Linked DNA regions of Homo sapiens: region 1 is linked to region 2. A link is a loop called in an ENCODE intact Hi-C map of the cell type or tissue named here. Cell type or tissue: PC-3. All regions are shown on one strand. Each heading gives the region's core, and the rest is flanking DNA. Links, peaks and the distances in the headings are about the cores only.

Evidence for each region. Hi-C counts contacts between places; a loop is a spot of excess contacts. Peaks named below come from ENCODE experiments on the same cell type or tissue, not always from the same donor. Only the 100,000 strongest peaks of a DNase experiment are listed, where the experiment ranks them.
Region 1: a loop joins it to region 2, with 4 times the contacts of the local background. A loop is called at or near these places in 2 of 110 quality-filtered maps.

Annotation. Positions count from the first base shown.
Region 1 is chr3:70,262,331-70,266,735 of GRCh38, reverse strand. The region is part of intron 2 of MDFIC2 (MyoD family inhibitor domain containing 2); the gene reads left to right. It also overlaps a transcript of SAMMSON not described here. Among named protein-coding and RNA genes, the nearest start is that of MDFIC2, 48 kb to the left of the region's middle. RefSeq lists an enhancer at 1,984-2,278. In PC-3, for the core only: no CTCF peak of the experiment used is centred there; a DNase peak (open chromatin) is centred at 2,135; H3K27ac peaks cover 3,408 bases.
Region 2 is chr3:70,118,711-70,123,115 of GRCh38, reverse strand. It overlaps a transcript of SAMMSON not described here. Among named protein-coding and RNA genes, the nearest start is that of SAMMSON, 120 kb to the right of the region's middle. RefSeq lists an enhancer at 2,451-2,670. In PC-3, for the core only: CTCF peaks have their summits at 2,360 and 2,559 (motif pointing left); a DNase peak (open chromatin) is centred at 2,535; H3K4me3 peaks cover 276 bases.

The DNA of each region.
Region 1 (4,405 bases), core at 257-4,256, 140 kb before region 2:
AGTGGCTCACATCTCTAATCCCCACACTTTGGGAGGCGGAGGCAGAAGAATCTCTTGGGCCTAGGAGTTTGAGACCAGCATGGGCAACATAGGGAGATCCTGTCTTCACTGAAATAAAAATAAAAAAATTAAAAATAAAAAAATTCACCCTTGTGTGGTGGTGTGTGCCTGTAGTCCCAGCTACTCGGGAGGCTGAGGCAGGACTCTGGATCACTTGAGCCTAGGAGATGCAGGCTGCAGTGAGCCATGATTGTGCCACTACTCTCCAGCCTGGGTGACAGAAATGAGACCCTGTCTCTAAATAAATAAATAATAATATAATTTAAAAATATATATCTCTATGATAAGTAGAGAAGTGAAGCAGTTACAGTTGCCCCAAAATGTTTATATTTAATAACGATTACAGTTTAATCAAAACAGTGTTGAGCTATATGAATTAAAAATTTGACATTAGAAGTACATAATTAAATATAAGTCATAATAGGTCACATCAACTCACAAAAATACAAAGCTGAAAATAAGTTCCTCCTTCAATAAAAAAACATAAATGTTTGTAAATATTTTTAATAAAGCAACATTCTGCTTAAGGCTACTAAACTGAAGAAAAAGATATAATAGCCAAAATAGTGTGAGAGACTGGTTCAATAAACTTGGCTCAAAAGACAAAGAGATTTCTCATTCTCTTTTCTGAATAAGCAAACTTTTTTGGTGATATGATTAGGCTTTGTGTCTCAACCTAAATCTCATGTTGAATTGTAAGCTCCATAATTTACACGTGTCAAGGGGGAGACCAGGTGGAGGTAACTGGATCATGGATATGGCTTCCCCCATGCCGTTCTCGTGACAGGGAGTGAGTCTCATGAGATCTGATGGTTTTATAAGTGTCTGGCATTTCCCCGGCTGGCACTCATTCTCTCTCCTGCCACCCTGTGAAGAGGTGCCTCCCATCATGATTATAAGTTTCCTGAGGCTTCCCCAGCCATGCTGAACTGTGAGTCAATTAAACCTTTTTTCTTTGTAAATTGCCCATTCTCAGGCAGTTCTTTACAGCAGTGTGAGAATGGACTAATACATTTGGTAAGGTGCAAAGCACATGGAGAAAATGTCCCTTATCTGCTTACCTTTGCCAGTCAGTTTGAAAAAATATTAATGAAGCACCTTGATAATGCAACCCCACCCTAAAAGTCCTGAGATGGCTGGGAAGGTTCGCTCATGAACTTGTGTGTTAGTGTGTGTGTGCAGGGAGTATGGAGGTAGCATGGAGCAGGGTGGGGTGGGTTGGGGTGGTGGTCATCAAATCCTAAAATCAAGAGATTTCCTGCCTTCTCTGCAATCTCCATCTTCCTTTACCTTTGCTCCAAAATTGATGCCTTTCCTGCTCTTGCATTCCATTAGTGAAAAGAATATCACACTTGGGAGAATATCTCACTAGGTTAGTTTTTTCTCCCTTCTTCACCTGAATACTTCCTTTCAATCCCCTATATCTCAACTTAAATATGATTTATCCAGAGAGACTTACATGAACACTAGCCTACTTTACATTCTCCCCCTGATATGGTTTGGCTGTGTCCCCACCCAATCTTGAATTGTAGCTCCCATAATTCCCACATGTCATGGGAGGGACCCAGTGAGAGGTAATTGAATCATGGGGGCAGGTCTTTCCTGCGCTGTTCTTGTGATAGTGAATAAGTCTCACGATATCTGATGGTTTTATAAAGGGGAGTTCCCCTGCACATGCTCTCTTGCTGCCACCATGTAAGATGTGACTTTGCTCCTCATTCACCTTCCACCATGATTGTGAGGCATCCCCAGCCATGTGGAACTATGAGTCAATTAATCGTCTTTCCTGTATAAATTACCCAGTCTATGGTATGTCTTTATTAGCAGTGTGAGAACAGACTAATACATCCCCGATGTCCCTACACACACACCCAAGAGTTTCCATAGCTCCCTGTATTTTCCCTATCATGAGATTCATCACACTGCTATTATTCCCTGTTTAATATTTGTCCAAGAATTCTGTTATTATGGGACTGCATCTGCCATGTTCACTGTGTTTAGCAAAGTGAGTCTTTAGCAAAGTAAATGGCATACTTTCAGTGCTCAGTAAACATTTGTTGATGAGATGAGTGACTTAGTATATGGCCTGATGCCAGCAACTGTTTGACTCACCCAACTCACTTTGTTCAAAGTCCATGCTCACCAATAAATTCTCATGGTTATTCTCTAACAGGGAGAGAATATGCTGGTCATGTGGACTCAGGCACATTGATCCTTGTGATCTGTTAATTAGCAAGCCGATATTCAGTTCTTAGACAGTCATTGGATAAGCCCTGTTGCTGTGTTTGCCCTCTAAAAATAAATCCACTCTTAGAAGACTAAACAAGAGCAGATTTCTAAATATGTAAACGTGATAAAGGCCTGCATTGTGGCAAATTGCAAAAGTATACTTAACTAGAGAGACAGCAGATAACACGAAGGCCTTTTTAAGGTCAAGAGAGGTCAAGAGATGTTCAAGTCATTGCCATTGCCATTTTTATTTACACCATCTGTATATATTTTAAAATGAATAAATGCAAAACATATGCTACATTTTAAACATATATATTTTGTAATCATTTAAAAAGTAATCCTTTCTGGAAAAATATTAAATGCAAAGTGATTGTGCTAGACACAAGATGATTACAGAATTTATAACATAATGATAATTCATAGTAAAGTTAACTGCTTCCAGTCATGACAGAGTAGGAGAGCCTGAATCATCCTTCTGCTGTTGACACCTAAAGAACTAGAAATAATGTATTCAACAACCATTTGAGATATTGGACAACAGCAATTGCAGGACTGTGAACCCCGAGAGAAAGGAAACAAAGTGAGTTCCACCATCGCCCAGACCTTCTGCCTAGGAGTAATTTCTGGACTGTGATATAGCAACGGGAACCCAGATGGAGCCAGACAGTGTTACTGAGATGAAGGAAAGACAAATTGAAATTTGGGGAGGCAGAGAGGATAGAAATTTATAGGGCAGAGAACCCAAGAGAAGGGAGCTCGGTAGATAAATATTTTATAAATTTGCGTAGGGCTCCCTTGAGTCTTTTGCTGAATACCATCTACATGTGTGAAGTGAAACCCTATGAGGCTAGGCATGACAAACTTTCTGGGAAAGAACAACTACTAGAGATCTGTCAACCAAACATTTTCCAGAGATCTTTCAGGGCTGAAAATTACTTGAATTCCCAACAGCCCAAGAGGAGAAACATCTGTGAGTATGGGAGCATTCAGGGTCACAACTGCAGAAGGATCACACCTTAGAAAAGCTAAATTAGCTCTAGAGTAATTATTCCTATAGACCTACCCTAAAAGAGTTTTAAAATAAAATTAAAAAGAACTATATTGATCACAATTGTCACTAGAACAAAGTCAAATACACTTAAAAGAATATTTTTTTAAAAACCAGCACTCGATAACATAAAATTTATAATACCCAGCATACAGTAAAAATTACTGAAGAAAGAAGAAGCAGGAAAATATGATCCATAACCAGAAGGAAAAATCAGTTGGTTAAAAACAGAACCATTAATGACAAATATAGAGTTTATAGTCAGGGTATCAAAACAACTATTATAAATCTGTCCTATATGCTCAAAGATATAGAGGAAAGACAAACATAAAGAGAGAGATGAATTACCTAGAAATAAATGAAATAAAATTTTTAGAGAAATGCAATACCTAAAATTAAAATTTCCCTGGATAGTATTAACAGCAGGTTAGACAATACAGATAGGAAGAGCAGTGAATATGAAAATGTAGCAACAGAAACTATCCAAAGCAAAACACAGAGACAAAAATATTGGGAGAAATAAAACCCAACCTTATTGACCTGTGGGACAATATCAGGTCATCTAACATAGTTTTGAAGGAGAGGAGAGAGATGGAACATGGAAAAATATTTGAAGAAATAACAACTAAAGATCTTCCAAATTTGATGAAAACTATAAACTTACAGATCCCGGAATCTCCAATAACCCCAAGCAAGGCAAGCATGGTGCATGCGCCAACCCTGTTATGTGACACAAGTGTAAAATTTGAGAGTCAATGACTGCTTGCTTTGAACCTAGCAGAATATTTCTGTAATATAATATTACATGCAACTTCATTTGGAAATAACTTCAAAATTCCTTTATTATGACAGTAAATAAGGCCCACATGAAACGGCATTCCAGAGCCCCCAAGCCATCCCCATAATAAACACTGAAGAGCTCTGCATTTACTATAACTGGTCTTATTTCATTTCTACAGTCTTATTAAGAATGCATCCGCATCTTTTAAAGAACACTGATTGAAGTTATTGTCCGTTATATTTTTCTCATTAAAACTTATGTTATCAGATGGTGAGGCTCAGCAA
Region 2 (4,405 bases), core at 283-4,282:
CCCCATCATCTGTGCTCTAACAAGCCCTCTGAATGGTTCTGAGGCTGTAACTATTTATCTAGGAGTTATCAGGTAAGGGCTAGGGACTATTTTTAAGTATTTCAGGTAATTTAGAAGTCCAGAGAGTTGGGAACCACAAGGAGAGCATTCCTCACTGCAAAAAACACACTTTGGAATGCCCTAGGACGGTGAGGTGAATGCTATACAAAAGAAAATATTGGAGAAGACATTCGAGAACAGTAAGGTTGGAAAAATTTGGCAGACAATTTAAAAATTGAAAAGCATTGCTATTAATTACAGTACATGCAAAAGTTATGCTATAGGATAAAAAACTTATTTTGCAAAACAATCCTATTTTGAGACCTAGAAAACTAATCTTTCAAAAGTTATCTATTCTAGAAACAATTTAAGGAATACATGCCTGAAATAGAGAAAAATCTTCTGTTTCACAGCTTTTCATCTTGAATAAAAAACATGTTTTTTTCACTATTTGTTTTCTTATTGACAGTTAATGTTAAATTATTACTGTTTTAAACGTTCATAATGTTATTTTACATTTGTTAATAAGCATATCTATATTCTTTATGTTCTTTAATAATTGAAAATTGGGCTGAGTGCAATGGCATAGGCCTGTAATCCTAACAATTTGGGAGGGCGAGCAGGTGGATTGCTGGAGCCCAGGAGTTTGAGACCAGCCTGGGCAACATGGTAAAACCCCAAACCCCGTCTCCACACACACAAAGAAAATATATAATAATTAGCTGGGCTTAGTGGACACGCCTGTAGTCCCAGCTACTCAAGAGGCTGAGGTAGGAGGATTGCTTGAGCCCAGGAGGTAAAGGCTGCAGTGAGCCAGGCTCACACCACTACACTCCGGCCTGGGTGACAGAGAGAAATTTTGTCTTACAAAAAAGGAAAATTAATAGGAAAGAGATAAAATTATAAAGACCATCACATTCCTGATTATAGACTGCATAGTATTAGTGAAAATAAAATCCTCAATGACTAATACTTTTTACCTCTTATTATTAATTCCAAAGTAAATGTCCCACACAAACAGTATAATAGGATAATTTTTGGCACCAAATCGATACTTGTTATTATATCCCAGGTCTGTCGAGACCCTGGTCAATGGTGGTGTCCCTCTGAGTCTCTTACGAGATTCATACCAAGTGCCTGGACTGTGCCAAGTAACACCCCGCTTCAAACACAACAACATTGTGCAGGGGGGATCCTTAGAATCCACACTTTCAAATGGGAGAATGCAAGCTTAAAGTAGTTAAGCTACGTAGCTGACTCGGCTGACTCCAGGCAGTCGGCCACCAGTCTTTGTCCCTGCCCTGTCACTGTCCTGTCTCCTTCACGCCTAAGGCAGCACCAGCACCAGAAACACAGTGGACGCTCAGGAAATTCAGCACTATTTTGTTTGTTTGCTGTGTGTATTGGCTTTTGCTTGGGCCGGCTTAAGACTTTCAAAGCCCCAAGTTACTGAAAAGCTTACATAATTCAAATTTTAAAACCATGCTCGACTATAAAGGAAGCTGAAGAAAGTCCAAGAAAGTCTTTATTTTTCTCATGATGACTCTTCTGATGCTTTGTTAAAAGATCAAATGTAAAAATTCTTTAAAGTAAATGTGTATTTTTTTTTGCCTTGCTTGGTACACTACAAACATACACACGATACAGTACAGTATGGGCCCATTTCAACTGATGGAGAGTTCTTTCTAGACATCCTCCTACTCAGGGCTTATGCTAGGTATGACTGAGAGGAGGAGATGAAAGGCTGCATTCTACAGCAGGGGTCCCCAACCCTCGGGCCAGGGACCAGTACTGATCTGTGGCCTGTTAGGAACAGGGCTGCACAGCAGGAGGTGAGCTGGCAAGTGGAGCTTCATCTGTGTTTACAGCTGCTCCCCATGGCTCACATCACCACCTGAGCTCCGCCTCCTGTCGGATCAGCAGTGGCGTTAGATTCTTATAGGAGCGCGAACCCTATTGTGAACTGCACATGCAAGGAATCTAGATTGCGTGCTCCTTGTGAGAATCTAATGCCTGATGATCTGTCACTGTCTCTCATGACCCCCAGATACGGCTTACCATTTAGTTGCAGGAAAACAAGCTCAGAGTACCCTCTGATTCTACATAATGGTGAGTTGCATAATTATTTCATTATGTATTACGATGTAATAATAGAAATGAATTGCACAATAAATGTAATGCGCTTGAATCATCCCGAAACCATCCCCCCACACCTCCAGTCCGTGGAAAAATTGTCTTTCATAAAACTAGTCCCTGGTGCCAGAAAGGTTGGGGATCACTGCTCTATATGATCATTGCTTCAGTGCATCCCTGACTCAGCAGACACTTGAGAGAGCTTCAAGAGAAGACTAGGTGCTAGAGGATACTCTCCTGCGTTTTTAATATTTCACTGCCAATTCAGGTTTAGTCGCCTCAGTCAAAAACAATCTTGGAGTGTCACCTCCAAGGACATTTGCTTGAGCATGGAGGCATGGCTGACTTCAGTTCTCACATGAGTGCAAGAGCTCCTCCTGCTGGCAGAGGTGAGAGCAACACTCCAGAGTACATGCGTGAAGCAGGCAGCTTCTGTCATCATGGCGGGCCATCATGGTATGGCGAGAAGAAACCAAACTTTGACGTGAATTGAATGTAAAAACCTGCATCCAATCAAATGCATGGGCTTGACTGTCCTGAAAAAAATCAAATTCTTCATCCTAGATTAGCTCTCGCTAATTTGGGGTTCTCTCAGAGCACTGGCTGACCGACTCGCCTTCTAAAATGCTAATCACCAAATGCCATACATCCCTGGGTTCCATTCTGAACTCCTCACCTTATTCCAAAGCCCCCATATGAAGTGTCTCTCGTGACAAGTGTGGGGAAAATGTGGTGAAGAGTTAAAAGTGAATCTCTTACCTCTTTGAACTGTTTTCTTCGTACTTCATGTACACAGATACACTTTTGATGTGTTAACTAGAAAATCTGACTAGAAAAGAACAAAGCAGCTGTCACTGGAAGGAAGACACTGACAAAAAAAACCACACAGCCCTTTATTGAAGAACTGTCAAGCCCATCCTACAGTTCTGGGGTTGTCTGTGGTATTTATCAAAGACCTAGATCTGATGCAGGAAATTAAAAATAATAATAATAATAAATCTATCCACTGGGCATTTATTAAAGGAATCTAAAATTCTATTACATTTAAAATAACCAAAATGGATATTTTAACAATTCAAATACAAGGTTGTTTGTATTAGTTACATATATATGCATATTTGTATATTCATGTGCATGCTTTCTTACCACAAAAATGCACATGTATATATAGAGAATAAAGATATATACATAGATAATGTGTTTACACACAAATTAAAAACATTTTTTCTCACTATGAGGAATCTTTTAATGTATTTAAACATTTTTCTTGATATAACCTTTATTTTAATATTACATATAAAATTGAAGCTTTTGAATATTTCTGAAATTTGCTTAAATGGTCTGTCCAGGAAAGTGGATTCCTGCATTTCATGTTGCTCAATGGACTCACAATATTTTCCTGAATGTCATTCCCAGCTTTGAGGTAATGTACATGTTTTTCTTTCCTCTGTGCCATTATATATTTATTATAAAATTTTCTGTTCTATGTGCTATTTCAGCCCAGTCCTAATTACTGTATTACATGGAATTCAATTACCGTTTTCTAAGTAAATATACTGTATGTAATAAGAGTAGCGGTCAGGGGGCAGTGGCTCACGCCTGTAATCCCAGCACTTTGGGAGACCAAGGCAGGTGGATCACCTGAGGTCAGGAGTTCGAGAGCAGCCTGGCTAGCATGGTGAAACCCTGTCTCTACTAAAAATATAAAAATTAGCCAGGTGTGGTGGCGGGCGCCTGTAATCCCAGCTACTCAGGAGGCTGAGGTAGGAGAATTGCTTGAACCCAAGAGGTGGACGTTGCAGTGAGCCGACATCACGCCATGGCACTCCAGCTTGGGTAACAAGAGCGAAACTCCGTCTCAAAAAAAATAATAATAAATAAATAAGAGTAGTTTTCTTACAAAACCCCAATGACATGAACACGAGGAGAAAAGAAATCTAGGAAAGAGTGCACAGAAAAGCAGAACAGATAAAGTTGCTAAGTGTAGCTGGAAATGGTCCATATATTCAAACAAATCTATCTCCTCATATTTTCTGGTCACATTGCCAGATTATAGGATAGGCTTCAGACTTGAGGCTTCACATCTTAGCTATATCACTTAAGAGTAGTATGTCTTTGGGCAGGTTACTTAACTTCTGAGCCTCAGTTTCTTCACCTGTAAAATAGGGGTAACAGCTACCTCACAAAGGTTGTTTAACTGAGACATATTTACCACAGCAGGGTCCCCACAACA